2 separate regions of the Homo sapiens genome follow, and region 1 is linked to region 2. The links are chromatin loops, found by intact Hi-C in ENCODE. Cell type or tissue: chondrocyte. All regions are shown on one strand. Each heading gives the region's core, and the rest is flanking DNA. Links, peaks and the distances in the headings are about the cores only.

Region 1 (15,177 bases), core at 3,220-11,219, 53 kb before region 2:
CACATGCTCAGTGCCTTGCGGGAGTCACCTTGGAGCTGCCTCGTCCTCTTATCCCTACTTCACAAATGCCCAGCTGAGAAAAAGCCTGTTCATCATTACATGGTAGATGACAGGGTTAATTACAGTGGAGGTGAAATATGCATCTCTGCCCTCATCTAGCCCCCGCTGCCCTATTCGCGCTTGGTCCTGGTACCTCTTTGTGGAGGGTTCCAAGATTCTTATATAAACGAGGCTCTACATACTGCAGAGGAGCAGCCTACTGATGAATGCAAAGAGTTAAATCCTGGATCATGATTTCCCAGCTCGAGTACTGAATTAACATAAACAGAAGCAGCAGCCAGCAGAGTTGGTGGGTTCAATCGATATTGCATCTTTTCACATGTCACAAACTTGTTAGGAGTCTCAGTGCATTGCTAGTGTCTTTTCCTGCCTCTTTTCTTTGAACTGCCCCCCCCAATAAAACCTCTCAGAACAATATTGCTAGTTTGCACTCAGGGTTTGCAATTTGGACTGTGCTGAACACTAGACTGGCGAAAGAAATCATTTGGAAGCACTTTTTATTTGCCAACGCCTCTTCATCTACTCAGACTTCGCTTACGTAATTTGTAAATCAGTTTGTATCTTCTAAAACCTTCAGGCAAATACATGTGCTCTTAAATATTCCTGTTTCTTGGCTGTTTATTTTCTTTTGCTCTCCCTGTTTTCCTATAAGAGCTGATTTTGGTGTATTCAGCTCATGGCCAGTGTCTTTCTGTTTCTAGGCACCTTTTTACATTTATGGGGGCTGCTAAGGTTACCGAGTAGAGCCACAGACACTGACAGGAGCCGAGTGAGAATGTGGCTCACCCGTTCTCCTCCCTCCGCCCTCCCTTCGGCCAAAATGGGACCAATGAACGTGATCACCGATGAAGCACCAGCTGTCTGCCGTCCTTTCAGGACGGTGAACCAGCCCATCCTGATAACCCCACAGTTCTGTCAACGTCGTTTAAAATGCGCAACAAACAAAGGCCGATGGGCAGCTGAGCTGTGACGTTGAAACAGAGTGGTGACTTTGCTTGGTTCTTTAACCGTGACTCGCTCTGAGATGAGCAGAGGGGCCACCTGAGAGTTCAGCTGCGTCCTTCGGGCTTAACCATACGGAGTTCTTAGAAGCCCCCACTGTTACTCATTGCATGGCTTATGCCCCCAGACCAGAGGAAGGGGTTAGCTATTAACGAGCTGAGCTTCCCCAGTAGAAGAAGGTGATTTGGTGGAACTGTATTTTAGCCCTGCCTTGGAATGGTTAATTGGAATCTCACTCATCTCTTTCTTCCACTACCTACTTTGAAAATAATTTAATCCCTGTCCTTTACTTCCTGTTGACAGGAAGCCCTCTCTGCCAACCCATGGCTGGTCACGGACCAATCGGCTATCACCAGGCTTTGGGGCGTCTGCCAGGGCCTCTGTGTTTTGATATACTCTGACCTGGCAGTGAAGCTGCTGATGAATGCACGACAAAGACCAGTTTGCTCCGTAACCCCAGGCTCCCAGCGTCTTTTCCATGAGCCAAAGGCCTGGTCCTGGAGGGGGGTGCCCTGCAGCTCTGCTGGCCTTCTTCCAGGGGAGTTCATTGCTGGGGGTGGCCCTGCAGTGACCTCCACTGTGCTGGGGAGGGGAAGAAGAAGGATGCAACAGGGTGAGGGGAGAATTTGAGAAAATAGGATGCAAATTCTCCACTTGTGAATAAAGAAATAGAGAGCCATTGCTAAGAACTATGTTTACGCAGGGTTAGTGCTGGGACCAGAAACCAGTCAACTCGTTTCTGTGTGCTTTCCAGGGACTGGGCTGGGTGTCGAGGACACAAAGATGAACAGTGCGATGGAATTGGATTCTCCAAAAAAAAGGTCGAAGTCCCACACCCTCTGCACCCCATACCTGTGAATGGGACCTTCTTTGAGATGGGGTTTTTGCAGATGTGATTAACATATAGATTAGGATGAGGCCATTAGGACCGGCCCTCATCCACTATGCCTGGAGTCCTTCTAAGAAGAGGGAAGTTGCATCCAGAGGCACAGGCAAGAAGGCCTGTGAGGGCGGAGGCAGAGATTGCAGAGCTGCTGCCACGAGCCTCGGAATATGGGCCGCTGAAGGGTGGAAGAGGCAAGGAAGGATCCTCCCGGAGGTTTCGGAGGGCGTGTGGCTCTCACAGCACCTTGATTTCAGACCTCTGGCCTCTAGAGCAATGAGAGAATCCATTCTGTTTTAAAGCCCCCAGTATGTGGTGCCGCATTATCACAGCCCAGGAACCTAATCCAACAGGGCCCTGCCCTCAAAGCACAGCGCAGCCACAGCCTCCGTCCGATAGAGCTGTAGGGCAGGGGCTTGCACTGAGGGGCTCCATGGCATGGCCTGGAGAGGTGGCCAAGGCCCCAGGAAGGGGTCCCAGCGTCCCACTGCCCACAGCACTTTGACACTCCCTTCCAAGGTCTGGGTCTTTCCTTGCGTCCCCTCCTCCCACTGCTGGAAGTTCTAGTGTGGAGGGGCTGTGAGAAAACCAACGTAACGTGACAGAGGCTGGTGTGGCAGCTCTGGGACCCAGGCCTGCTCCCTCTGTCCAGAGCACTTCCTCTTTGCCTGCTCTCCCCTCCTGGGTGGCCACCAAGACTTAGCCTCCTGGGGCCAGGGGTGCAGAGGTGTGTGCGAGGGGTGGGGGTGGGAGGACAGCTCTGTCACCTGCTCAACTTCCAGAAGACGGGCAGGCAGGCAGGCTCCACACAGCCATTTGCCTATTGGGCTAATGTGGAAACCATTTACTCAGCTCCACCCTGCTCACCACCTCAGCCATGCCAGCAGCCATGGGGTGGTGGGCTTGAAGCATACATCACCTGGGCCCCATCCTCATCTATAGCATATGTTGTAATAAGCACCCCAGAGAGCCTTCTTCCTCCATGCAACCTAGATACGCTTGATGGGGAGTTGCATTCATGGTGCTGATGACCGATCAATATTCTTGATTGTATCAGATACCATCTGGGGTGGCATGGTTTTCAACAGATTGAGCTAATATTGCTGAAGCACTTGTTATATGCCAGACGTGTGCTTTTATATGAGCCGTCTCTCTTTATCTCTAAAGTAATATGTGAAATATTAGTATTGTTATTAGTCTTATTATCCTTAATGTAGAAAAGACAGTGTAAGGTTCACAACCATTCTAGCCCAACCTGCTGAGAAAAGTCTCTGTTGTGTCTTGTCAGGTTTTTGATATCTCTGCTTGGCTATGGCCCAGATGCCCCACGAGCAGCCAAGGCCTCCCTGGGGTAGGGGATGAGGCTGGACGGTCAGGCTGAGGCTGGACGGTGGGCCCAGAGAGGGCGGCGTCTGCTGCCTCCCTTCGGTTTGCCCTGTGTGTGTCAGGTCTCCATACGCTTCACTTGGCCCCTTTCTAGATGAAGGTCATTGAAGGTTATTCTTTACCCTTCTTATCTCAAAAATAAATAACCTGTCTTCTCCACTTTCTTTTCTTTTTCTTTTTTTTTTTTTTTTGAGACAGAGTCTTGCTCTGTCACCCAAGCTGGAGTGCAGTGGTGCGATCTCCGCTCACTGCAAGCTCCGCCTCCCAGGTTCACACCATTCTCCTGCCTCAGCCTCCCGAGTAGCTGGGTCTACGGGCGCCCGCCACCACACCCAGCTAATTTTTTGTATTTTTTAATAGAGACGGGGTTTCACCGTGTTAGCCAGGATGGTCTCAATCTCCTGACCTCATGATCCGCCCGCCTTGGCCTCCCAAAGTGCTGGGATTACAGGCGTGAGCCACTGCGCCCGGCCTCTTCTCCACTTTCATAGGTTCCAGTCTCTGGTTCTTCTTTCTCAGTTTGTTGTTTTTGCTTCTTAAATAATGGAGATTAGAATGAACACTACACTCGGAATCAGGAAGCCCTGCCTGGCGCCTCTGTCACCTGTCTAGGGGCTTCTTCTCACTGAGTCATCCAGTATTGACCGCAGCCTGTTGTGTGCCAGGCACAGGGGTCTCACTGTGATCCACATGGGCCCCTCTCTCCCCTCACAAGGCTTAACCTGGGGCATGCCGTCACCCTGTCAGTTCACGTCTGCTGCTACCAAAACACCAAAAACATAGGGACTGAAAGCCACAGAATTTATTCTTTCTCACTGTTCTCTCTGTCAGCTGGGAAGTTCTCGTGGTTGGGGCTGGCTTGGCCGATCTCTGGGGTCAGCCAGCAGCTGGGCCCCAGGACAGCCTCGCCTGCATGTCTGCCCATCGCCCAGTCGGCTCCATGCCAGCCGAGCCGCGGGGACAACTGGGCCGTGTGTCCAGCAGGCCGTCTAGGCAGCAGCAAGAGGGCCAGCCTGAAGCTCAGGGGCTCCTCAGGCCCCTTGGCCATGGCAAGTCACACGGCTGAGACTCAAGGGATGGAGGGACAGACTCTGCCTGTGGATGGAAAGCAAGGTCATGTGCACAGGGGCCAGAAGGATTTGAGCGGAACCAGTCACTTAACCTGTCTAGATCTGTTTACATATATAATACATTCATATATTATATAATTAGTATTATATAAAATTGTTATCTAATCATATGCTATTTAAAGTATATCCTATATGTAATATGTGTAATATGTAATATACATATATACACTTTGAAAAAGAGGGCTGGAGCCTAAGTCTCCGTTTGGCTCAAGCACCACGGCTGTATGGAAACTGCTTTGTCCTGGGGACAAGTGGCTTTAAGGGGCTGTGGGTGAGGGGCGTGCAGAGCAGTGATGGGGCCTGGGTCCTTCCAAAGCTGGACTTTTAAGAGTGTCACCTGAGCCCTCCCATTTGCACCACTGAAGATGAGTGAGTGTCCGAGGAGATATTTCACCCCTGGGGAGCTGCCAGCGCCAGGAGAACAGAGAGGTCGCTTGTCTCCTCACCACTCTGCTTTGCATGTTAGGTGTATTTTGAGATTTCTGACATGACCTTGGGGCATAGGTAATAGAGTATTTTCAAAGACAGAGGGAAATGCTGGGCAGCGATACCAACCTGGTCTGGGGAAGGAACTGGGCCAGGAGACCTCCCCTCTAGGGTTGCAGGGTACCTGCCAGGTGTGGAAGTGGCGCAGAGGATGCATGGTAGCCCCTGGGAGAAGGGAAACAGGAAGCTGCACCCTGGACCGCCGTATAATGAGGAAACAGCCCCAAGAGGTTAAGTGACCTGCCACGTCGCATGGCTGGCCAGTGGCGAAGCAAGGATTGAACCTGGGCCTTTGCACTGGAGGCGTGTTGGGAGGAGAGGAGTCCCACCCTGGCTGGTCAGCTGCTGTGGCTACGGTCAGGGAAGGGCTTCTGGGAGCCAGCATTGCCATCTGCCGGCCCTGTGGCTTTCTGCCTGAGATGCCTGCTCTTGAGGCTGGAGGTCAGGAAGCCAGTTCACAGCAGTGCTTGTTTCGTGCTATTTCAAGACAAGGGCTGTGGGCTCCAGACTCCATTCTCTATCACCTCCCTCCTCTCTCCTCTCCTCTAGATGTGGCAATATCAGTTCTCAGGAAAGGCTCAAAGCGATGTTCTGTAGGAGAGGCATGCAGGCATAGAGTTTACTACTGTGATAAAATACAGCATAAAGGCAGGTGGACATATTTGGTTCTTGGTTCCTTTTTTTTTTTTTTGAGACAGGGTTTTGCTCTGTAGTCCAGGCTGGAGTGCGGTGGTGCGAACACTGCTGCCTGGAACTCCTGAGCTCAAGCGATCCTCTTACCTCAGCCTGCTCAGTAGCCGGGACCGCAGGTGCCACCAAGCCCGGCTAATTTTTTGATTTTTCATAGAGAAGGGGCTTCATCATCTTGCCAGGCTGCTCTTACACTCCTGGGCTCAAGCAGTCCTCCTGCGGTGGCCTTCCAAAGTGCTAAGATTGCAGGCGTGAGCCACCGTGCTGGCCTCATATTTGGTTCTATTCCTTGTTAAATGATGGTCTGCCCTCCAGTGGCCTTTGTCACCTTCACCTGAAGGTTATGCTCAGCTGGTGAGTCTGTGCCTCTAGCTTTGGCCACTCAGTGGTGAAAGAGGGAAGCAAGCTGGACTGAGCAGAGGGGAAGGGCGATGAAGCATTCACACCAAAGGCCTCAGCTGACCCCTTGGAGCATTCTGGAACTGGGATGACCCTTCAGAGTTGTCCCAGATTGAGGCAAAGGGCTCCCACACTGTCCCTGGGAAGGGGATGTGAACTTGGGTGAGGCGGATCCCGTCGGGTGAGGGCAAGTCTCAGCCAGGCACTCAGCTGAGTACCAGTGGCTACCAGTGCTCCCTGTACCCGGGGACTTACCAGTGCCCCCTGTACCTGGGGATTTACCAGTGCTGCCTCTACCCGGGGACCTACCAGCACCCCCTGCACCCGGGGATCTACCAGCGCCCCCTGTACCCTGGGGTCTACCAGTGCCCCCTGTACCCGGGGACCTACCAGTGGTCCCTGCACCCGGGGACCTACCAGCGCCCCCTGCACCCAGGGATCTACCAGCGCCCCCTGCACCCCAGGACCTACAAGTGCCCCCTGCACCTGGGGTCTACCAGCACCCCCTGCACCCCAGGACCTACCAGTGCCCCCTGCACCCGGAGATCTACCAGTGCTCCCTGCACCCAGAGGCCTACCAGTGCCCTCTGAACCCAGGGATCTACCAGTGCTCCCTGCACCCAGAGACCTACCAGTGCCCTCTGAACCCAGGGATCTACCAGTGCTCCCTGCACTCAGGGACCTAACAGTGCTCCCTGTACCCAGGGACCTACCAGTGCCCCCTGCACTTGGGGACCTACCAGTGCTCCCTGCGCCTGGGGATCCGGGAGCCACACCACGGCATCCACGGCACCGCGTCCCTTTCTCATAAAATCTCACGATTTTTCTTTCGAAGTATCCAGCCTGTCTCCTTAATTAAACCATAAGCTCCTTTAAAGATGGCATGCGTCTACACTTTGTCATGTCCCAGCCCTGAGGAAGCCACCTCTCACACAGCCGACCTGAATGTTGACAATGATGATGATGATGGTGAGGACATGCAGAAGCTTAACTAACAGAGGGGGAAAGAAAGAAAATGGGGGCCGTCTTTGAGAATGGAAATGCTTAGTTAACTCGACGACCCAATTTAGAAAAATCTGAGTGAACCCGTTTTTTACAAATCTTGTGGGAGCCACATACCTCAAAGAGAACATTTTCAGACAAATCATGTCTTGTTGGTTTCAAAAAGAGGCATTTTTTTTTCCATCCAATCTACTGGCCAGAAAAAAAAGGGGCAGATTTTAGGCACATTACTGTGTTATTTGTTTTTTTCCTTCACCTCCCACTTGGGAAAGTTACTTGGGCTTTGGCTCAGGCTGATTGACTAGTACAGCATCCTGTGTCTGGCAGGAGGCATCTGCCATGGCGGGATGGTCCTCTGCCTGGAGACGGGCCGGGCGCCTAGACCTTCATGCAATGCAGAGCCCGGGGGCCAGATGCCAGTGCCTCGGGCCTCATCCCCTTCAGGGACCTCTCTATTTCCTGGTGCCATTGGAGGAGGGAGCATCCGTCCACTGAGGGGACGGGCATGGACCTAGCCGTCCCTCATACTAGATTCTCAAGAACAGAGTCCTGTGTGTGAGCAGGAAGATGGGATGGTTTTTATCTTGCCAATGGAAGAGTGGCTGCTAGGGAGGGAGCATGAGTTTGGGTGCCAGAGGCCAAGGTCGCAACCCCGGTGTCAATGATTGCCCCCTGTGTCCTATTGGGCAGTTCACTGGCACAATCTAAGCCTCAGTTTCCTCACCGGTAAAATACAGAATATAATCCCCACCTCACAGGACTTGGGGGAGCATGACTGAGATGCCACAGTAAAGAGCAGGATGTCTGTGTCTAGAAGGGTTGCCTCCCTCTCCCTAACAAGCCGCCCATGGGAGGACCGACCCTAAGAATGTAGCTGTGGCCACCATCCCATCCCAGGTTTTCTGGGGATGTCCCCAGCTTCAGATAATTTTATTCTTTTCAATGGAGGTGATTCTTTTTTTTTTTTTTTTTTTTGGAGACAGAGTCTTATTCTGTCACCCAGGCTGGAATGCAGTGACACCATCTTGGCTCACTGCAACCTCAGCCTCCCGGGTTCAACCAATTCTTATGTGTCAGCCTCCCCAGTAGCTGGGATTACAAGCATGCACCACCATGACCGGCCAGGTTTTGTATTTTTAGTAGAGATGAAGTTTTGCCATGTTCAGGCTGGTCTTGAACTCCTGGCCTCAAGTGATGCACCCGCCTCAGCCTCCCAAAGTGCTGGGATTACAGGCATGAGCTACCATGCCCGTCCTGCAGGTGATTCTTTGATTGTAATTTGAACGAGATTTCCTTTTTAATCCCTCATTAGGCTTTGGCTGAATAATTTGCAAATTTGTTCAATAGGTCTCCTTATTCACACTGAGACAGGCCAAGGTCCTGACCCCAGAGTGAAGCCAGCTTGAGCCCCCAGGGCTGAAGGTACTGAGCCCTTAACTGAGAGTGAGAAGGCTTAGAAATGGGCTTGGCCTTGGTCCACGTGCCAGGAACTTGAAGGCAAAGTCTTGGGGTGGGGCTGCAGAGAGTTGAGGTGGCGGGCAGAAATCTAACCTGGCAAGCTCTACCTAGAAGCAGAATACTGGGACTTTAGGGTCCTTGGAGTCTCGTCTGCCTGCACCTCCCTCTACCACAAGCCTAACGTGACCCCAGTAGGGTCATGGCATGGAAGACAGGTGGGCAGACAAGGGGAGACAGTGTTCCCTGGGCGAGAACAGTGCCCTCTAGGAGAGGTAGGGCACAGCAGGCATCCTTGGGAATCAGTTCATCAGGTTAATATGCTTTTTGTCCTCTTCTCCTTGGGGCATTTGCTGTCTAATGGGGAACTCATGGGGACTTTGCACCTTGACTCCAGAAAATAAATATGGGGCTTTTAGAGAACACTCAGGCTCCCAAGTCATCTCCTTCCAGTCTGCAGTGGGCCTCGGGTGGGGTGGGTGAGCTGGGGGCCGTGCTCTCTCTCTCTGTCTTGTGGTTGGTTCATTCCCAATGGGAGATGAAACCCACACCCCCTTCCACAGGCGAGGCCTTGGGCACCACAGATGGCACCCATCAGTGCGTGTCTCTGATTGTCCACCAGTACAGGCGTGGATGCCAGGGAGGAGAGGGGGTGGGCAAGGACAAGCAATGTAGAGATGCAGGTGGCCGTGTGTGGTATTGGAGGAGTGAGATGTTTGCAAGAAGTTCTGGTTCTCTCTGCTGCAAATGGCGCAAAGCATGCCCAGCCTGTGGTCTTGCCTGTCCGAGGGCCTGTCCTGGTGCCCCCTTTCTGCCCTGCCTCCAGCAGGAGGGGCTCCACGGAGGCTGGAGAAGGGGCAGTGGCTGGGCATATCATAGCTGCTGGTTAATGTGCTTAATGGAAGGTGGATGAAAGCATCCGATAGGCAGATGGAGCCCTGTTAGTGACTGGAAGGGCCCCTCCGGGTCCAGCATTCTAGGCTTCTGTGATACCTGCTACAGCTCCAGGTGCCCGGCCACCTCCGTCAGCCCAGCCCACAGTCCCACCTGCAGGTGGCGGAGAGGGAATCTTGGACTACATCAGAAGATGGGCACTCGTGTCCTGCAACCCTGCGTCCCTCCAGCGGCATGGACTCAGGTGACTCCCATGGCCTTGGATTTCCAGCTGATACCCTGAGATGACTACTGCCTAAATGGGAGTGAGGGACAGCTGTTTACCAGATCATTCAACTGCTTGGCACTGGACAGAGATGGAGATACATCCTCGGTGCCTTAACCTGCAGCTCTCACTGGGACAAGAGGATGGCTGGCAAGTGGCTGATGAGAGCAGAAGGGGAGCTGAAGGTATCCAAGGCCACTCAGCTTCTGATGGCGCCAAGGGACAGCTCTGGCACTGTGGGCTGTGGCTGGCAGCAGACCCAGCCGGGCTTGGGCACACAGCCTCAGGCAGCTGCCGCCAGATTACTCACCTCCACTCTCACAGTCCTCGCCCCTGGGAAGTCTTCCCTATTCGCTAATCCCATGGCCCTTTAAGTGTGTGTCTTAGCTGTGTCTCAGTGAACACGGAGAGATGTGCTGGGCGCTGCCCTCACTCTGAAGACCATGATTCCTGGCCAGCACCTTTGTCTTCTTTGGAGAATCATACCTTTCCACGGGGCTGGCAGTCGCATCCCACCCTCTCCACCCACAGACCTCACAGAGATGGTGGGAAGGTGTTGCCGCAGCTTTCCGCCTTCGCTACCGTGTGCAGCAGGGACTGGCTTGCGGGCCTCACCTCGCCCCGCCCCGTCTGACGCCGTTCCCCGCGGAGTGTTCTCTGGTGCCACAGCTGTGCAGCACCCTCGAAGCCCATTCCCTGGGCATCACAGGACGATGCACACAGATGTGGTATCGGCTGTTTGCTGGAGGCCCCAGCGACCTGTTTTTCCTGAATCTGTTCTGTGACAGACTCCAGAGACACCTGGCCAGGGTCTGGCTTCTCCTCAGGAGACACTGGATTTTCTGAGCTTTCCTTGATCTGAGAAGTTTCTGAAAACTCCCCTTGAGTCACTGAGGCCAGGGATGGGGCTGGACCTGCTGTCGATGCCAGCCTTGCAGAGGAGCAGGAAGAGGGGCCTCCTAGGGGCGAGACAAGGCCTAGGGTGCCCGTCAGCTCCATCAAGACTCCTGGGGGCAGAATTCGTGTTCCGTTCATCTTTATGGTCCCTCCAAGTGCTCCACACTGTGCATTCTGCATAGCAGGTGCTTGCTGAATACCTCCTAGCTACCAGCAAAGCATCTTTGGATTGGGGGCTCAAACCAAACCCATCTCAGCACTGGAAAACTTTCAAATCACAGGAAGCCGAGAAACGGCCGAAGTGAATGACGATGTCACCCCTTCTTCCAGCAGCAATGGTGTCAGGCATGGCCATGGTCCAGGACCATTGAGGAGGCAGGACTTCCCTTTCCCTGTGACTCTCTCTTCCTGTAGCACAGGGGTGGTGTGTGTGTGTGGGCAGGTGAATAGTGGAGGGGAATAATGGGGTGTGGGAGATATGGGTATTTAACTATCCACTGAGGCTTACCTAGTCCAATCCCTGACACGTATCTTTATGACACCTGGATACCGAAAGTGACACAAGGTATGCATAAACAAAAATAAAAATAATCTCCATACTGCTTAAAGCTCCAAGGAGCCAGTAGCTTCAGTCACCTTCCCACCAAGTGGTACAGATTGGGCTCTTCAATGGGCCAGCTGGGGACAGCTGTGGCCGAGGCTGGCAGGGTGCTGCTGAGTACTGGGGAGGAGAGGGGAGTGTAAGGGAGGGGAGGGGAGGGGTAGGCACGGTGCAGGAGAGGCTGGGCTGCCCCACAGTCTCAGCTAGGGCCTCAGCCCACCCTTCTGAGCCTTGCTGGGTAGCAGCAGGGGCTGGGGACAATCATTGGTGGATGTAGCTGACTGTGGAAGAGGCTGGGGCCTTGGGAAGGTGGCTCCTCCAGCCTGGGCTGTCCCCATAAGGGGCTGGCAGCCGAGGGGCCACAGCACCACCAGCAGTGGGGGAAAGGAGCGCTTCATTCCCAAAGAGAGATGGGAGAGGCAAGTCCCAGCACCCTGTACCCCTTAGGGAGCAGCCAAAGGAGTAAAACCCGCAATTCTTTGTCTCCTATGCCCCATTCCTTCCTAGTGACAGGAAATCACCGTTTGGGATTGTATAGAAGGTGTTAGAAATTGTATGCCCGCCTTCTGATGCTCCAGCGAGGTGGCACCTGGTTCAGATGACTTTTCAGTTCAGACCTGAAGGGAAAAGAAGAGCAACAGTGACCACAAAGAGAGCGAGCGCTCCCAAGCCAGCAGGTCCTCAGCATGCGTGGGTGGCAGCTGACTTCATCCCCACACAGCTGTGTGCTGGTGCTGCTATTGTCCCCATTCTACAGATGGGAAAATCTGCACAGCAGAGGCCGTTGGCAGGGGGTGGCACAGCCGGGCATCAAGCCGGAGCCGTCTGGCGCCTGAGCCCACACACAACCGCTGTGCTGAACAGACAGATGGTGCCGGAAGGCAGCATGCAACCCGAGAAAATGCGTGGAGAGGAGTGGGCTGTTGCTTTCCAACCATTTTTATAGGCTGACTATAGATGCATTTATATGAAGTCTTTTTTTTTTTTTTTTTGGTACTTCCAGTTGCTGATGGGTCCACCTTGGGCACAGCCCCCTCTCACAGGCGGACCTGGGCATCGGCCTCATTCCTCATTTGTGCAGAACTCTGTAGGGCTCAGTGATCTGGGAGCTGGGAGCTGGCAGGAGCAGAAAGGTCCTGAATGTCACCCAGCAAAAAGCACTGACCTTTTCTGGCTCTCATCTCCCACACCGTCTTCCGCAGGATGCTGCGCGTTCTGTGCCCATCCCTTATACTCCCTGTGGGCTTTTTTTTTTTTTTTTTCCAGCAATGATCAGCCCTTGCCTAATTGCAAATAGATGGGTCTTAGGATTGTTTTTTTGTTTTAATGTTGCCTGCAAAAATTACACTGGTTAGTGTCTCTGGAGCCCTAAAAGATACCACCTTTTACACAAAGCTGAAAGCAGTAGACTTTGGGCTGCAGTCCAGTAGTTTCTTTTGTCACCGTTTTCTGTTTCTTTCCTCTTTCTCTGCTCCGTTTTCTCTCCGCCCTTCTTGTTGTCTTCTGCCTGCTGTCCTGTATCTTCTCCTCCTTTATCTTGTTTCCTTAGAGCTGGGTTTCACCAGACTTGAAACACCTGCCTTGCGATCCAGTTCTCTTCCCTGTGGCGGCCACGTGGCTGATGAGGCACAGGTGACCGTGCTCCGGTGGGGACGCCGTGACCGTGTGTGTGGCTGGTCTTGTTTTTCAGATGCGGGCATTCACTGAGTTATATTCGGTGTGGGTGCCAGACTTAACGTCTTTCACATATTTTGCCATTTAACTCATCAGCAACTCTGCCTGTTCCTAGTATTCACCCGGTTTTTACAGTTGGAGAAACGGAGGCTCAGATAGAATGAGTTGTTTGCCTAAGGGCCACGGCGAGGCCAATTGAACCCGGTGTGGCTGTCTCCAAAATCCACGCCCTTCCCTGCAGGACGTCTTTTCGTCTCCCCCTACATCCTAATTTGGGGCAATGAAGAAGGCAAAATACCTTCCAGGGAGCTGCAAGCCTCCGCAGGGGCCCGCCTCGGGGCCACTCCAGCGTGCTCGTGGCACCTGTGCTTGCGTCCTCGGCTGCGCGGGCCTTGGAAAGATCGCCACGGGGAGCCAGGACTTTGGGGACCTGGTTTCCCTCCTGCCACACCTCTCATTGGCTGTGTGACCTTGGACAGGCTCCCTGATGGCCCTGAACCTAAGTTGCTTTGTTAGTGAAACAGCAATAAGAATACCTGCCTGCAGGTGGCCATGAGAATTAAATGATACCCTATGTAGGTTTGCCATGATATGCCATGTAGCAAACTTGAGTATGCTATAATTTTTAAGAAATCTTCTTTCTTCATTTGCTGGAGAAACCCCAAGGGCAGAATGTGTGGCCTGTGTCTGGCGAGTGTGTAGGACTTACGGGTTTTTGTGTCTTAACCTCTCTCCAGAGACCGCCTTACTTTATCTTCCTGTGGCTACTGTTTTTCCTCCTTTCAAGGTATTTTATGTAACTGCATTGCAAGCATCCTTTTGGAAATGGAGACAGGGTGCACATAGCATCATGGAGCTCAGCTTTCGCCTAAGCGAGGACACAGACTCATCTGTGAGGTCCATATGGTCTGGAGCAGGTGTGGCTCTGAGCCTCTACCCATCCCTGTGGTTCCTGCCGCCCCCACCCCTCTGCCTGCCCCCACCCACCCACTTTTCCCCTATGGCACAGCCCATGCCTCTCTGCCTGCAGCCTCTCTGCTTGGCAAAAACATCCCAGTGTCTGCAGTGGTATGTGTGGAAGGTGGTGTGTGGAGTGTGGTGTGTGTGGAGGGTGGCGTGTGTGGAGGGTGGTGTGTGTGTAGGGTGGTGTGTGGAGGGTGGCGTGTGTGTAAAGTGGTGTGTGTGGAGGGCGGTGTGTGGAGGGCGGTGTGTGTGGAGGGTGGTGTGTGGAGGGTGGTGTGTGGAGCATGGTGTGTGTGGAGGATGGTGTGTGTGGAGGGCGGTGTGTGTGGAGCATGGTGTATGTGGAGGGTGGTGTGTGGATGGTGTGTGTGGAGGGCGGTGTGTGTGGAGGGCGGTGTGTGTGGAGCATGGTGTGTGTGGAGGGCGGTGTGTGGGAGGGTGGTGTGTGTGGAGGGTGGTGTGTGGAGGGTGGTGTGTGTGGAGGGTGGTGTGTGTGGAGGGTGGTGTGTGTGGAGGGCGGTGTGTGTGGAGCGTGGTGTGTGTGGAGGGTGGTGTGTGTGGAGGGTGGTGTGTGTGGAGGGTGGTGTGTGTGGAGGATGGTGTGTGTGTAGGGTGGTGTGTGTGGAGGATGGTGTGTGTGTAGGGTGGTGTGTGTGGAGGATGGTGTGTGTGGAGGATGGTGTGTGTGGAGGATGGTGTGTGTGGAGGGCGGTGTGTGTGGAGCATGGTGTGTGTGGAGGGTGGTGTGTGTGGAGCATGGTGTGTGTGGAGCATGGTGTGTGTGGAGGGTGGTATGTGGAGAGTGGTGGAGGGTGGTGTGTGTGTAAAGTGGTGTGTGTGCTTTCCCCAGCTCCAGCCCTGGAGTATGGAGCCCTCAGCCATCCTGGAACTGGGCTGCGAGGCCATCCCTCTGCTCAGATGTGTCCTTTCTTTGACTGAGCCCTCCTTCCGTGACTCCCCCGCTGCCTCCCTTCTTGAGGCCGTTGTGTGAGAATCACAGGAGGCGCGCCCTAAGGACCAGGCACCCTGATTCTGTGGCCGTACTCATGCCCTGAGCTCAAGGAGTGGGAGCCAGGAAGGCTGAGCTCCAGTCTCAGCCCAATTGTGCAAACTGAGGTGATGTCACTCAAGCCTGTGGCAGTGCTGTCCGTAGCCATTAGCATTCCATGAGGCCCTCGAGTTTGGCGGCTGGATTCCCGCTGCCTGGCCCTTGCCAGGGATGTCACACAGCCCTATCCTCGGGCGCTCCAAATGCCTCCCTGTGCCTGTGATGTGTGGGGGAAGGCTGCGTCCTGGCCAGAGGCTCTTGGGGGCAGGTCTCAGACAGCAGCCCTGATGGCGTGGAGGAGCTGTCCACCCTCAGGCCCCACAAGCATCCAGCTGGTCCGTG
Region 2 (15,177 bases), core at 271-8,270:
CCCCCTCCTGGGGGGAGGCTTGATTCTGTGCATCTGAATTTTCAACCCAGGTGGAGAGCAAAGGTGATAGTAAACAATTGAAGAAGGCTGGGCTAGCAGGGAATCCAGCGTTGATGGCGTTACGGATTGTAGGTGTTGGAAGATGGGGAGAGGCCTAGGGATACAACCAGGATGCAGGCAGGAGGCCCCAAAACATAAATCGAGAATTCGGGGACTGCTAGGTGTGAATAGTTGAGAGTAAGTGAGAGGGGGAAGCTCCCTGGGACGCAGTCAGAGTGAGCCGGCACCCTGGGGCTCCACACACCCTGGGCAGGCTCCGACTCACCCGAGGGGCCTCACTGTGGGCCTCTTAGGTCTGGGGGTTTCTCACCTTCCAGCTGCTTCCCCAACTTGCATGGAAACTTCCAAGGACTAGATAAATCTCAGGTGTGTGTGTGTGGTTTTTTTTTTTTCAGCCCAGCAGTAGTAGGCCTTGAGAGACACACGCTTATAATGAGGAAACTGAGGGTTCAGTGGTTAAATTCAGTGAACATAATTGAAAATCTAAAATATTTAATCTTCTTTGCCTAAAGTCACAAAGGGATTCAGCTGGAAAGAGAAGCCAGGTGTCCTGCGGTCCAGCCTGTTCTTTTGAAGCTGGGAGTGGGGTGGGTGGTGGAGGGGAACGGAGGCTGGTGGACTGAGGTTGGGTGGACCCAGTCCCTAAGCCTGGTCTTCGTGTTTGTTACCCAGCTCTGGCTTCTCTTCAGGTCCTGTCCCAGGGTGAAATTAAACATCAGCACTTTAGCAAAACAAACTCTTGAGTCCTGTGTCCCAGGCATTGGCCTTTCCAACAAGAGGAAGATGCTTGGTCTTGACCTCCTCACTTCATAGTGTTGGATAACCAGGGGTCCCTGGAACTGCGGCTTCTAATTTTGTGTTCTTCTTTCAGCTCAGCTGTTAACTAATGGAATCCATCTTGGATTTATCCAACTCCTTCACAGCGCTCTTTCAAACTATAGATCTTTTTCTTCCTTTAAAAGTATTCAGGTCTCTCCTCCCCAGAGATGCCCCACAGACCAGTCTCACCACACCCCCTTCTAACAAACCCCCTTACCTCCTCTCAGACTCAGCCCAGGCCTAATGAAGGTGAATGCCTGTACTTTTGTTTTATGCATTACTTTGTATTAAATTGTGTTCAATTCTTGTCGGTAGATTCAATTGATGACTCCTAATGCAGTCAGGTAGGGGTCTTAATTTCTTAGAAGGATCTGTCTCTACGTTACCTCTTACACTGCTGTTAGCTGTCTGTATTGCATATTTTGGTAAATATTGATTGATTGATTATTAGGCATCTGGCACCATGTGTGGCAGTTTCATGAATGTTAATTATTATAATTTTCATGATGATCCTGGGAGATTTCCCTTTTACACAAGGAAATTGAGGCTCCATGAATTTGAATAATTTACTGAGATTGCATAACCAGTAAATGGCAAACTAGAGCTCAAACTCGGGCCCTCGGACAACTCCAAAGTTGTCCCTCCAACTGTACTTATGAGCCACATGGTGAATGTCCGGTAGTGAAAACCTACCTTTAGCTCTTGTTGGGGGCTGGTGACGTAGCAGGAAACCTAGGTTGGACCTACAGGTAAGTGGCTCGTTCAAGGCTCAATACCTTCCCTCCCTTCCTAGTGGGCAGGCTTGTCCTGAAGCCTCAGCAGCCCGGCACCAGTGGGACAGTGCACTGACCTGTCATCAGCCCTGCACACCTGTCAGCTTTGTGGGCTTTCCAGCCAAGCCTTTCATTGGCCTGAACCAAACATCCTTCCCACAAGTGTGAGTTAAGGCCCTGGAGTCCTAAAAGGGTTTAATGTGAGATGGCAAAGCTCTAGCCTCAATTACTGAATTATGAGTTAAGAGAAAAATAGAATGGAATCACAAGCACCTGATGCCCAAGAACTGGGGGGTGTTCCTTCTTCACCCCAGAGGCCTCGTGGCCTGGGCCTGGCAGAGCATTCTGCTGTTCACCCCCTGGCTACCACGGGCAAATTATTTCCTTCTCCTGAGCCTGATTTTTCTTCTAAGAATGGAGACAGTACCTGCCTTGCAGGAGTAAGGGGCAGCTGCCAGCACATAATAGATGCTTCATAAATAGCAGGTCCCTCTCTTCAGGTGAGCCGTCAGCCGTGGCCTGTCCTGGCAGAGCCCAGCAGAACACCTTCCAAAGCAGTGGGAGCAACTGAGTTTTTGATGGAATTCTCCAGGTCTTAGCACTTTGACTATTCATCAGGCGACTGAGGCGAGAGGGCTGTGGGTTCTGCAGGGTCCCTGTCGTTCCTTTGTTCTTCCAATCCCACCTGTCCTAGCTGGTGGTTCTGCCCCACCTGTCACACATGGACAGGGTCTGCCCTCTCCGCCACCTGGGGTCCCATGGTGGTTCTGCTACTGCCACCTTCTGAAGGTCACTGGGCATGTCCGTATGGTCTTCCTCGATCGTAAATTTCCTTCTCGGTGCCCCGTGCACCTCTCCCCCTGTGCTCTGACCCAGGGGAGGTAGGGAGAGAGCAGAAGAAAAGCAAAGCCAGACTTAGGTGTTTGTTTTGATTTTATTTTGTGGGCAAGGTATGTGGTGGCATTTTATTGTTTAATGTCTGCTTTTAGGGAGTCTGCCATCTGCCTGGTAATAATGGCTGCAGCTCCTTAGTCACCGGTGAGCTAGAGCCTGGCTGTGCAGATTCCAGTAAATAAGATAACAGACGCTTGGCGGGGCTGCGGGTACAGAGCCAGCCCATGGGCTGCAGGCGCTGCCAGGAACTGCCCCACTACTGTGTTGCGGGGGTGGCAACTTTAGGGGGTTCCAGGCAGCCCAGGGTGGGCCCTCTGGGCAGAGTGGAGGGCTGTGGAGTTGGGGGCCCCTGTTCTTCCCCAACTTGGCTTTCCTTTTCTTTTTGGTCATGGGCTCTCAGAGTCTGGGGGCTCCTAGGGCAGGGTTTTGCTAGTGCTTGGAGAGAGAACCAGCTGCAGAATCAGGAGCTGAGGACAGTGAGAAACAGCACCAAGCCTCGGAAACCTTGTGGGCTTTTCTTTTCTCACAACCCAAACAACTGATGTTTTCAACCTTAGATGAAGACGTTCTTGCTTTGCAAGCTGCGTTGGCCAAGTCACATTGAGAATCAGGTTTTAACTGAGGGTGGAATTACAGCTGACAAATGTGAGCATTTGGGGGTGCTCTCTAAGGCTTTTCTGGAAGGTCTACTAGGGTCCACTTGCCTGTTGTCAGAAGGGAGAACTGGGGTGGCTTGTGTTAGAGAAAAAGTGGGAAGGAAACAAAATATTATCTTCACTTGATGTAAGGAGAATGCACATGACTCCAGGTAACCCGGGGCCAGTAAGCAGCGTCTTCCGTGGACCATGGTGGGTGTGGGGCTCTTTCTTGGGGCCCATTGCTGTGGCTCATACCCTGCCTGTGGCTCTGGGGTGGCTGACGTGGAGGTTCTGGCACTTTCCCAAAACCGTAGCCATCAGACAGTTAAATCCTGCCCTGCCGTTCCATTCATCAAAGCAGGGAAATGTGCAGGACACTTTTAGAAATATTCTCACCAATAAGCATCCGAAGGGTGATTGCTGCTTATCCAAACAAATAAGTAAGAATGATAATCCTTTAATTGCCATTCCCCAAGGTTTTCTAGTACCTAAGGCCTTCCCGCCACAACTTTGGCAGGAAATGGGTAGCTCTTCAAAGATGAGCTTTCTGGATAACGGAGCTTCCCCCTAATAAACGGTGCTTGATTTGGGCTCAGGCAGCCCGGTGACCATTGCCATGTGAGTCAAGTGAGCTGGCAGGGAACCTGGAGGTATCCTTGGAGGGGGAGTTTGCATCTGAAGAGCAAGCAGGAATGATATGCTTTTAAGCCCCGGAAGACCAATGTGAAGGCACCGTTCCTGTGCTGAGAAGACTGGTGGGAGGACCCCACAGCGAGCGCCTGCCGGAGTCCCCTCGAAGCTCGCCAGGTGGAGCGGCCACCACAACTCTGGAATGAGGCCCACTCCGACACCTGCCGTGGACTGCGAGAGTCTCTGGATGATCCCCGCTGCTGATTCTGCACCCGTCTCGGGGTAGGGGTGTGTGGGAAGGGGCCGGGCTGGCCTAGGGATTCACCTGTTTTGAAAGCAGAATTGCTCAGATTCCAGAAGCCCACTCACCCCTCTTGGGATTTGCCCTTAGTATTAGGCCAAGACCCAAGGCAGGCATTTACGCAGGATGGCCAAACCTGGCTGGGAGCCAGCTGCAGGCATCTGCCACCACCCCTTCCCTCTGAGTCACCCCATACTCATCCGTGCAAGGCGTAGAGCCCTGAGACGTGCTCACTGGCATCTTCCAACACGAACTCCAGGGGGACGATTGGAAGGAAGGGTGGCCGTGGAGTGGGGAGGAGGGGGAGCGCGGGAGAGAACCGTGCTCCCACCAGGCCTGGGCTTGGGCGTGAGGAGCTTTAAGTGCCCCACTGCGGCGTTAGGATAGCCAAGGCTTTAGCCTTGGATGCTGGCCCAGACCCTTCGGGGGTCTCACAGACTGCAGGACTTGCAGCTGCTCCTCCCTGGCTGCCTGGAGGCCGGCCCTCAGGCCGCGCAGCCATCTGTCGTGGTTCGCCTGTGAGGAGAGACTTGGGAGGGAGGGGCTTTCTGAGGCCTCTATTTTTTTTTTTCTCCTGTTCACCTTCCTTCTCAAAGCCCGACTTGATCTATGAGAACCATCTCCCCTACTGTCTCCTGACTGGGGAGAAAAGATGTCAGCGGATAGCCTCAAGCCCCCCCAACAACCTGCACTAGACTCTCTTGTTACAGTACACGTTCCTGGGTCTCGCCCGTCTGCTGACTGTGCATCACCAGGCGCTCAGCCATGCCTTGTGTGCACTTTGGACCAGCTTTGCAGGAGAGAGGCCTCCTGTTTCCCTGCTGCTCTTTTATCTGAGGAACAAAATCATGGGCCTTCTTGCCTACAGTCCAACTGGTCATTGAGTCTAGCAGTTTCCCCCCAAATCAGTTTCACCCATGAAGAGAGATAAGTAAATCCTTGTGCAATTGCAAAAGAAAAAAAAAGAATCCAGAGTATTTTTCAATGGTCCCAAATGCCGAGGCACTGCGGTTCAGCCAGCTACACCTTGTCTGGAATACTGTCGACAAACTAGAGTCCTGCCAGATGCACTTGACAATGAAATCAACCCGAGCATCACCAATCTCTGGTGCTGGACTCAGCTGCCACCACTTTGACAAAGTCTGGAGTGCAGTGAGTGAGGACACTAGGTGATGGGTGGGGAGCCCCGCCCGCTGTGGCCGGGGTTCCTCACATTTTAAATATCTGCCGTCGTCTTGCTGCGGGGCGGTCCCTGTGCTCACTTGGGCAGAGGGAAAGGGGGTAGTTTGTAGGGAGGGGTTACGAAACTATGCCTTTAGCCTCTTCCTTCCTCCAGAGCCTTCCCTTGAGTCTAGCGTCCCCACTACAGGCTTCCCCCGACTTTTATTCTCCAAGCGGTTTTTCTGTTTGGCCGTTGTCTCCACCGCATCCAGATTTATCTCTTCTCTCCCCTATGCCTTTTGGGTCTTCTGAGAGTAGCTAATCCAATAACCCGCCAAGTCAGAGAAGGGTTCGGATGCACGAGTTCTCGCTCCTGGCTTCCTCTGAAATGCTGCCTTGACCCAAGTGAGGGGCCCGGGAATAGGCAGTGGAAACGGTTGTGTAGGTTTGGGACATCGCACCCTGCTGGGACTTACCTGTTGGAGAAACTGGGCTTTTGGTGGCAAACGAATCATTCTTCCTACCTCCGTGGCAGCTGTGCATCTACGCTGGGTTCTGGAAGGCGCAGTGCTGGCCATTTCAGCTCGTAGGTTGGGAAGAAGGGGCAGTGTGCCCGATCTGATAGGTGTAACACGCCATGGTGCTTTGGCACCAAGAGGCCAATTGAAACTGGAGAGTTTTAGAGAATAAAGTATGACCGTCACCCACAGCACAGCTGCTTCCTGAAAATTCCACTCCCGCTGCATGAAAAAGCACATGGAGTATTCCAGGATTCTTAATATAGGCATTTTCCCACGTTCTGTAGATTGCTTGTTTTTCTTCCCCTATCCCATGGGTCTGCTGGTGGCTGACTGGCCACTTTTTGGTCAGCTTTATTGAGGTGTGATTTACATATAATGCCCTTTGACTGACAGTATACAATTAGATGGGTTGTCGTAAGTGTGCACAGTCATGTGACCACCGCCACAGTGTGATCTGGAACATTTCCACCACTCCACAAGGTCCCTCTGACCCTTTACAGCCTCTGCCCTTCCCCACCTCCACCTTCAGACTTGAGGGTGGGTCCATGTCTTACCTTTGTGTATCCCATGTCCAGCGCAATTCTGAACCCAGGTGGACACAAGTGATGTTTAAATGAGTACATTAGGAGGCCTGGCTTTTTTTTTTCCCCAGGCTGGAGTGCAATGGTGCGATCTTGGCTCACTTCAACCTCCATCTCCCAGGTTCAAGCGATTCTCGTGGCTCAGCCTCCTGAGTAGCTGGGACTACAGCATGCACCAACACGCCCAGCTAACTTTTTATAGTGTTAGTAGAGACAGGGTTTTGCCATGTTGCCCAGGCTGGTCTTGAGCTCCTGAGCTCAGGTGGTCTGCCCGTCTCCACCTCAAAGTCCTCAGGTTACAGGTGTGAGCCACTGTACCCAGCCAGCTCTGGCATATTTTAAAAATCCTCCCAAGACTCCTTCTGTCTCCTCCCATTGATCCTAAATTTTGAAGGATTGTCCACCCAAGCATTTGTTAATTAGTAATTTCTTCATTTAGTCACTCACTCCTGGTACCAGCCTTCCTGATCAGCCTGAGATAATCAGCGTGACCGAAGTTGATAACATTCCAGCTGAAAGCAGAGACTTGCTGTTCTCGTTTGCCTATGCAGTCACGGGTGAAATGTGCAATTTCCTTTCCGTTCCTTGAGTGCCTGCGAGCACTGCGAGAGCCTCCATTGTTACTTTCTGTTATCTCTCACCCTAGACCAGAAATCGCCAGCCTTCACCACTGGCCTCTGCCTTTTTCTTTTTTCTTTTAATAATAAATGAGGAAGTTAGCCCTTGAGCAATTTAGGAGTTCACCCAAGAGCACCCCAAAAGGCTTGAAGTTTACAGGGATTTTTCTCTGTCCCAAACTGTTTGTTGTTGTCATAGTTGTTGAGACGGAGTCTCGCTCTGTCGCCCAAGCTGGGGTGCAGTGGTGGGATCCTGGCTCACTGCAACCTCCGCTTCCCGGGTTCAAGCGATTCTCCTGCTTCAGCCTCCTGAGTAGCTGGGACTACAGGCGGCCACCACCACGCCCAGCTAATTTTTGTATTTTTAGTAGAGACAGGTTTGGCCAGGCTGGTCTAGAACTCCTGACCTCAGGTGATCAGCCTGCCTTGGCCTCCCAAAATGCTTGGACTATAGGCGTGAGCCACTGTGCCCAGCCTGTCCTAAACTTTGTCACCAAGGATTTGATGTGTCCCTTCATTCTGCCTTCCTGAGCTCCCTTTCACTTGTACGTTGGGGAAGGATCTTGGCAAACCTGAAGGTAAGGTGGAATCTGCCTCTTTCCTCTCATCAAAGCTCTGAGAAGGAAGAATCTGTAGTGTCCCTGGGTTCAGTAATCATAGTATATTGCCTCTAAACTCAGTGAAGCATTTTAAAGTGATAACTCATGTTTTCCAAATGAGTCCCAGGCATCACAGCCATGTCTTTGTTAACTCATATGTGGTTCTATACTTCTATATGTTAACTCATTTTCCAGTAGGAACTCCCATGATTCCCAGTTTTTAGATTAAAAAACAGAGAAATGAAGTAACTTTCCCAGGGTTACATAGTCACAAGATCACCTATTGCTACATAACAAACCACCCCAAAACTTAAAAATATGATTTGAAATCATCTTTCATGGATTTAGGAGTCATCTGGCTCAGCTGAGTTCTCACTGGGGGTTCCTCCTATTTGAAAAGTCAGGTGGCAGCTGAGCCTGGCACATCCTAGAGGCTCCTTCACTCTCACATCACTCCCTGGGGCTGGCCGTGCAGCTGTTTCTCCATCCGTGCAGCCTCTCCACGTGGCTGGCTTGAGCTTCCTCATAACATGGTGGTCTTGGTGCAGATTCCTAACGTGGCAGCTGGTTTCACCCGCGGCAGACATTACAAGAGATCCAGGAGGAACTGCGAGGTTCCTTCTCACCTAACCCAGAAGTCAGGTGGTGTGGTTTCTGCTGCATTTCTGTTGAGCACAGCTGCCCCAACTCAAGGATGGAGGAACAGATTCGCCCACTCAACAGGAGACAGCACATGTATGCAGGGAGGGACCACATTCCTAGTGGCTGTCCTGTGGGCTACTTACCCCATGGAGCCCCTGTGCCTGCCATGCGTTGAGCCACTTCCGCAGCGGCTTTCAGACTTTGACAGTGAGCCACGGCGAGGAACTTCACATCATGACCTATTGGATATAGACATCCCAGAAAACTCCTGGAGCTCTGGTTTTGTTCTATGAACAGCAGCCGCAACAAAACCTGTGTGTCCTGAGTGGATTTTATGACCTATGTCCTACGTGCAGTTTGAGAAGCAGTTCCACAGGATGCCACCTCAAGTGCCGACTCTGTGCCGCGATGGAACACCACGGAATAAAGAAAACAAATGTCAATTTGGGTTACACAGATGCCACGTCTTACCAACCCAGCAAAAGTCCAGGTGTTGAACAAAATAGCCTGTTGGTGAGTCAGTGCGGGAAATAGACTCTCCTACATCATAGTTAGGAGAGCAAACTGTCCAATGCTGAGGAGGGCTCGTGGTGACATCCGTGTCCCCACCCAAATCTCCTCTTGAATTGTAATTCCCACATGTCAAGGGAGAGAGCAGGTGGAGGTAATTCAATCATGGGGGTGGTTTCCCCCATGCTGTTCTGTGATAGTGAGTTCTCACGAGATCTGTTGGTTTTATAAGGGGCCCTTCCCCCTGTCTGCACGTGGCAGAAATAATAAATGCACTGACCTGCAAGCAGCAGCCACACTTCTGGGAACTTATGCTGGAAATATGAAGTATGGACCAAGTTTTTATTGTATTAATTCTCTGTAATTGCCAAAGATTGAAAGCAGCCTGCGTCACCTACAGGGGACTGGTTAAACTAGAGCATTCCAGACAAAAGCATATGACGTGGATACCCCCAAATCCCTACGTGCTGATATTGAAAGATCTCCCAGATAGGCGAGGCAGTAAGACACGAGCAAAACAGATAAGAGACAGGGAACAGCCTTCATATTTGCATTTGCATAAAGCAACCCTAGCTGTCTACGCAACTAAAAGTGGTTCCTCTGGGGACATGGCATGGCTGGGCCAAGGGTATGACTCTTCAATTACAGGTTGTTATGTTTTGACTTTTGAATCCTATTAATTTACTTTTTTTTTTTTTTTTTTTGAGACATAGTCTCGCACTGCTGCCCAGTCTGGAGTGCAGTGGCGCGATCTCAACTCACTGCAACCTCTGCCTCCCAGGTTCAAATGATTCTCCTGCCTCAGCCTCCTGAGTTGCTGGGACTATAGGCGCCCACCACCATGCCCAGCTAATTTTTGTATATTTAGTAGAGATGGGATTTCACCATGTTGGCCAAGCTGGATGAATTTACTTCTTAAAAAAAAAAAAACAAGCTGGATAATATAGCCGTTGCTCTCAGAGTCCTCACAATCTATACAGAGATACAATTTATATGTAAATAGCAAATGGGTAATACGTGACTGATTTTAAATTCTTAGGCATTAAAATGCAATGGAGTAGGATATCATTTTCAACTGGACTGCTCAGAAAAGTTGGTGTAAATTTGTGGGAATCAGCTAGTTTTTGAAGAATGAGTAGGATATAAATGGGTGAGAGAAAAAGGGTCAGGACACTCGAGGTAGGAAGGAATGGTGTGAGCCACTGCTGCTCAAATTTTGTAACAAGCCTCCCTTTGAAGGGAGAAAATTTCTTACTGATGGCTGTCCTTGAACCCCAATATGATAAAGATCGCCTTAAATTCCTATACAAAGTGTTTTAATCGCAAATCATCAGAATCAAGGAATTCCGGCTCCCCAGCTATTACCTTTAAAATCACTTATCTAGGTCAGGCACAGTGGCTCACATCCATAATCCCAGAACTTTGGAAGGCTGAGGCAGGCAGATCCCTTGAGGTCAGGAGTTCGAGACCAACCTGGCCAACATGGTGAAACCCCATCTCTACTAAAAATACAAAAATTAGCTGGGCATGGTGGTACATACCTGTAATCCCAGCTACTCTGGAGGCTGAGGCAGGAGAATCACTTGAACCCAGGAGGTGAAGGTTGCAGTGAGCTGAGATCACACCACTGCGCTCCAGCCTGAGCAACAGAGCGAGACCCTGTCTCAAAAAAAAAAAAATATATATATATATCATATTGCTTATATATATATCATATATATGTCTATGATAACTTTAACCTTGTGGGAGTCCTGAGCCCCCTTTTTTGAGGAATGCTGGCACGGGGGGATTAAAGAGGAGTAGAGGGTGTCCCAGGACAGCGTGTAGGTCAGGTGGCTGCTGCAGAAGAGCGGTGTGGGAGAAAGGAGAGGCTGAGGCCAGGGCTGTGTCCTGGGGTGCACTGAATGCCAGGCAGAGTCCGACACCTTCTGCAGGCAGGAAGCAACCACTGAAGGTTTCAGCCAGCAGGTCCCTGTTCAATGTTCATTCCTTTCTCTAGGCTGGGCACACAGATAGCCTGGGGAGAACTGACCTACTGTGATCTTTTGATTCTGCCCTTTAAGCCATGAAAATAGGGCAGTGCAGACTAAGAGGGGGCCAGGTGGGCCGTGGGGAGTATCCCTCAGGTAGCTTCGGTTTCCCCTCCACCTGTGGAGTTCCCCTTTCTTCTTCACGGACCTCTCCAAAGGCTGTCTCCCAGATTAGTCTGAAAACAGATCTTTGGGAAACGTTGGCACCCTCGGCCATCCTGGAAGGTCAGAGTCCACTCACTTTGGGCACGAAGACCTGAGACGTGGCAGCCTCGTGTTGCACAAGCAGAGGGAGGTGTCCCTGGGCCTCATGAGTGCAAAGGGCAGAAGTTCATGATCCAGGGGGCTTCTAGGATCCACTGCTGAGAACCAAGAGTGAAACCAGAAGCACTGGCAATGCCAGGGACAAACTACACAAAGGGGACGGTCCTCTGGCTCTAGGGATGTCCCACAGGGCCTGACCCAGAATCTTCTGCACTTTCTCCATGAGAAAGAAAGATCCCAAACCCTTCTGACAGGTGTAGGTGACACACGCAGAGGCCACACTCAGGGAGGGGTTTCCTTCTGCCTCTCAGCAGCCACCAGGCCCTGCAGAGAGGCTTGGGCTGCATGGAGACTCCATCCTGCACACAGGACACGAGTCAGGGACACCTCAGTGACCAGGCCCTGCTCACAGAGGCGTCCAAACTCTGTCCCAAGAGACGACGACTTTTAACCCCATTCCTAGGACATGCGATGCAGGCTTTTTGCTTTTTCTTGTTTGAAAAAACAAAGACGCAAACAACCCCCTGTTTTTTGTACCTGACTCCCAGCTGGCGCAGCAGCTGATCTGGAAGTCTCTCCTCCTCTGGTGACTTTGGCCTCACATCTCAGCAGTTTTCTTCCCTCTCCTCCTTATATAACAAGCCCCTCTAGAACAGAATGAGTTTGTTGGCAACAAAACACCAAAAATAAGAAAACCTAGCAAATTCCCTTGTTTAGGTTCATTAGCGCCGTGGTTTGCAGCCTTGAGTCCCCAACCAAGAAACTCAAGCTTTTCTGCACCACGTAGTCTCCCCGATGAACCAGCTGCCCAGCGAGCCCTGTGAGGGGTCCCCCAGCTCCAGACATTCTGAGGCTGCCTGGTGCCTGCAGCTGGTCCCTGGCCTCCATCTGGAGCCCTCTGTACTTGGTCCTCATTGCCCCAGCCTGGGGGCCAAGGGCCTGGGCCTGAGAGATGGGGACCTGGGTTCTCAGACCCTTCTCCCAGCTTCCTTGCTGCCCAGCCCCAGCAAGGTATTTAATCTCTGAGTGTCTCTGGTCTCATTTATCTTCTTGGTCTGAGCGCTGAGCCTCAGACTGGATCCCACTAATCTTCTGACCCTGAGCCTGGGAGCATGGCATGCACCTTTCTCTGTGTTCTAGAAGGACCTGGAGCCGTGGATACAGGAAGAATTGACCTCTCCAGTTCCCATTTCCTGGGGAACCTATGACCTCCAGCATCTCTGAGGAGCTGGGTGGGTGGTCCAGGCCTGGCGTGATGGGCAGTTGTTTGGCAGATGAAATTGAGGCCATCTCTGGCCATTTGCTGCTATTGCTTTTTAAAAATTTAGTGGATTTTACTTGTGAGCAGTTTTAGGTTTACAGAACCTGAAGCGGAAAGTTCAGAGGGTGCCCATCTGCCCCTCCCTGACCCTGCAGCCCCCATGCCAATCTCCCCTGTTGTCTGCGTCTGGCATTACTGTGGCACCTCTGTTACCATTGAGCTTCTGTTGATACCTTATTGTTAACCGAAGTCCATAGCTGACATTAGGGCTCACTCTTGGTGGTGTACATTCTGTGGGTTTTGACAAATGTGTGATGTCGTGTGTGTGATGTTGTGTGTCCACTATTACACTCTCATGCAGAGCGGTTCCACCGCCCTAGAAATCCCCTGTGCACCACCTGCCCTTCCCTCCCTCCCTCACCCAAGCCCTGGCTGCCATCACATCCTTTGGTGGTTGTCCTGCCTCTGTCCTGGAACTGCTCATGCCTTGGGGCCTGAACACAGGCTGTACCCACCAGGTGGCAGTGACCAGCGTGGCCCTGGGGCCCACCTGGATGTGTTCGAAGGAGGAGTGTCATTGCGGTGCTGGGAGGTGGGATGGCCTGGAACAGAATTTGTTTTGGGAAGGCCTTGGAGGAGCTGGAGGGGTTGAGTCTAGACACCTCCTGTCTCAGAGGAGGAAACTGACGACCAGAGATGGGAGGCGACTTTCTTTTTTTTTTTTTTTTTGAGACAGAGTCTCGCTCTGTCGCCCAGGCTGGAGTGCAGTGGCGTGATCTCAGCTCACTGCAAGCTCCGCCTCCCGGGTTCACGCCATTCTCCTGCCTCAGCCTCCCGAGTAGCTTGGACTACAGGTGCCCGCCACCACACCTGGCTAATTTTTTGTATTTTTTAGTAGAGACAGGGTTTCACCATGTTAGCCAGGATGGTCTCGATCTCCTGACCTCATGATCCGCCCACCTCGGCCTCCCAAAGTGCTGGGATTACAGGCATGAGCCACCGCACCCGGCCCGTGAGGCGACTTTCAAATGACACAGCTGGTTAGGCAGAAATCTAGATCCAGGCCTGCCTCACTGAGGGGGTAGAGGTTCAATTTATCTTTTTAAACAAGAATTAAACTTATAAAAAGACTAAAAAGTAAAATTTTAAAAGAGCTAGCAGTGTGGTTGTTGTGAGTGTTGTTAGCCCACCCGTGAGGGATTTTGGCCGGTGTGAGGTTCTGGAGGGGGCGGCATACCTCCCAGGCACCTTCATGTCCTATCTGGTAGCTGCCTGCAGCGTGGCCCTGGCGGTGTGGCCTGGAATGGGGAGTAGCAGACACCTTCTCCTGACCTGGCTGGTCTTTATGCATCGCTGCTGGCTAGATGCTAGATGCTGGCCGGTGGCATCTGGAGCCCCTCCATGCAGAGTGTCCGCGCCCGTCAGTCTGGAGGACACGACAGGTTCCATGGTTCCTGGGAAGTTCCTGGAGCGGCTGCCGCCTGCGTGGCTGGGATCACAGACTGAAGGGCTCTGGGGAAGTCACAGATTCATGTACAATAAATGACACCAGAAAGGGAGTTGGAGCACGGGCTTTGTGCTGTCGCTGGAGACAAGATGCAAAGGTGCCCGCAGAACCCAAGTGGCTTCATAGAATTAGAACATTTGCTATGTGCCCAGTATAGCCAGGCCCGTGCGAGGGATGGCCAGCCCGTTGCAATCCTGTAAGAGTTACTGTTACCAGCTTATGTAGTGGAAACACAAGCTAGAAAGTCAGAAGCAGCTATAAGAGCATGACATGATCAAAAGGGACCTTGGTTAGAAGTTGCAAGACCAGGATTTGGTTCTGGCTGAGTCACGGCTCTACCATGTGGCTCTGAGCAACTTGCTTGAATCTCTGGACATCTGTTACCCCACCTGTAACAGAAGGGCCTTGGAGAATTTCTGAGGCCATTTCCATCCTAACACCCTGTGACTGCCCAGTTCTCTGGGTTTAGGCGCTAGAGGTGAGGGCACCCGCAGCAGGCCCGGGCCAGTTGGGAACAGAAGCTGACAGGCACCGCTCGGCAGGGGGCTGGGGCTGGTGGTTGTCCCCAAAGGTGTAATTGCTGTTCTGGGTCTAGCGGTGGCCTGGGGATGAGGCCAAGCTACCCTGCATGTCAAAGGGCCAGGGGAGGAGCAGATGGGGGTGGTGGTGAGAGGTGAGGAGGGAGGGAATCACCACACCCTTGTGGTAATAAAGAGATGTGATGTTCTGTGTTCTTAACTCCATGTGTATTTCTGGGCATAAAGTACGGAGAGGGGTCAGAGGGCTTCAGCCAGGAGAGGAGGACAGATGGTACCCCTTGCTCCACACTTCTGGTGACACCTCGGGGACAGAAGGTCAGCTCTTCTCTGTTCCCTGAAATCTACCTGCATGATTTCAAAGCTTATCTAATGCAGAATTTTTCAGACTTTTTCACCCACAACACAATAGGAAGTACATTTTATTCAGGCTGGGTACAGCGGCTCATGCCTGTAATCTCAACACTCTGGGAGGCCAAGGCAGGTATATCCCTTGAGCCCAGGAGTTCAAGACCAGCCTGGACAACATGGGAAAACGCCATCTCTACTAAAAATAGAAAAATTAGCCGGGCGTGGTGGCTCACACCTGTAATCCCAGCTACTTGGGAGACTGAGGCATGAGAATCGCTTGAACCCGGGAGGCGGAGGTTGAAGTGAGCCAAGATTGCGCTACTACACTCCAGCCTGGGCGACAGAGTGAGACTCCATCTCAAAAAACAAAAAACGAACAAACAAAAAAACAGGCCGGACACGGTAGCTCACACCTCTAATCACAACACTTTGGGAGGCCAAAGTAGGTGGATCATGAGGTCAGGAGTTTGAGACCAGCCTGG

The links. Peaks named below come from ENCODE experiments on the same cell type or tissue, not always from the same donor. Only the 100,000 strongest peaks of a DNase experiment are listed, where the experiment ranks them.
Region 1: it touches region 2 in a loop (4-fold over the local background); 12 of 110 quality-filtered maps call a loop at or near these places.

What each region holds. Positions count from the first base shown.
Region 1 is chr7:151,854,365-151,869,541 of GRCh38, reverse strand. The region is part of intron 1 of PRKAG2 (protein kinase AMP-activated non-catalytic subunit gamma 2); the gene reads left to right. Among named protein-coding and RNA genes, the nearest start is that of PRKAG2-AS1, 15 kb to the left of the region's middle. RefSeq lists enhancers at 14,540-15,060, 15,061-15,177. In chondrocyte, for the core only: no CTCF peak of the experiment used is centred there; a DNase peak (open chromatin) is centred at 7,461.
Region 2 is chr7:151,798,211-151,813,387 of GRCh38, reverse strand. All of the region lies in intron 1 of PRKAG2 (protein kinase AMP-activated non-catalytic subunit gamma 2), which reads left to right. PRKAG2-AS2 (PRKAG2 antisense RNA 2) reads right to left here and starts at 7,050. Exons shown (of 3, transcript NR_171033.1): 1 at 6,352-7,050; 2 at 5,753-6,016; 3 at 2,568-4,139. In chondrocyte, for the core only: no CTCF peak of the experiment used is centred there; DNase peaks (open chromatin) are centred at 2,767 and 4,297.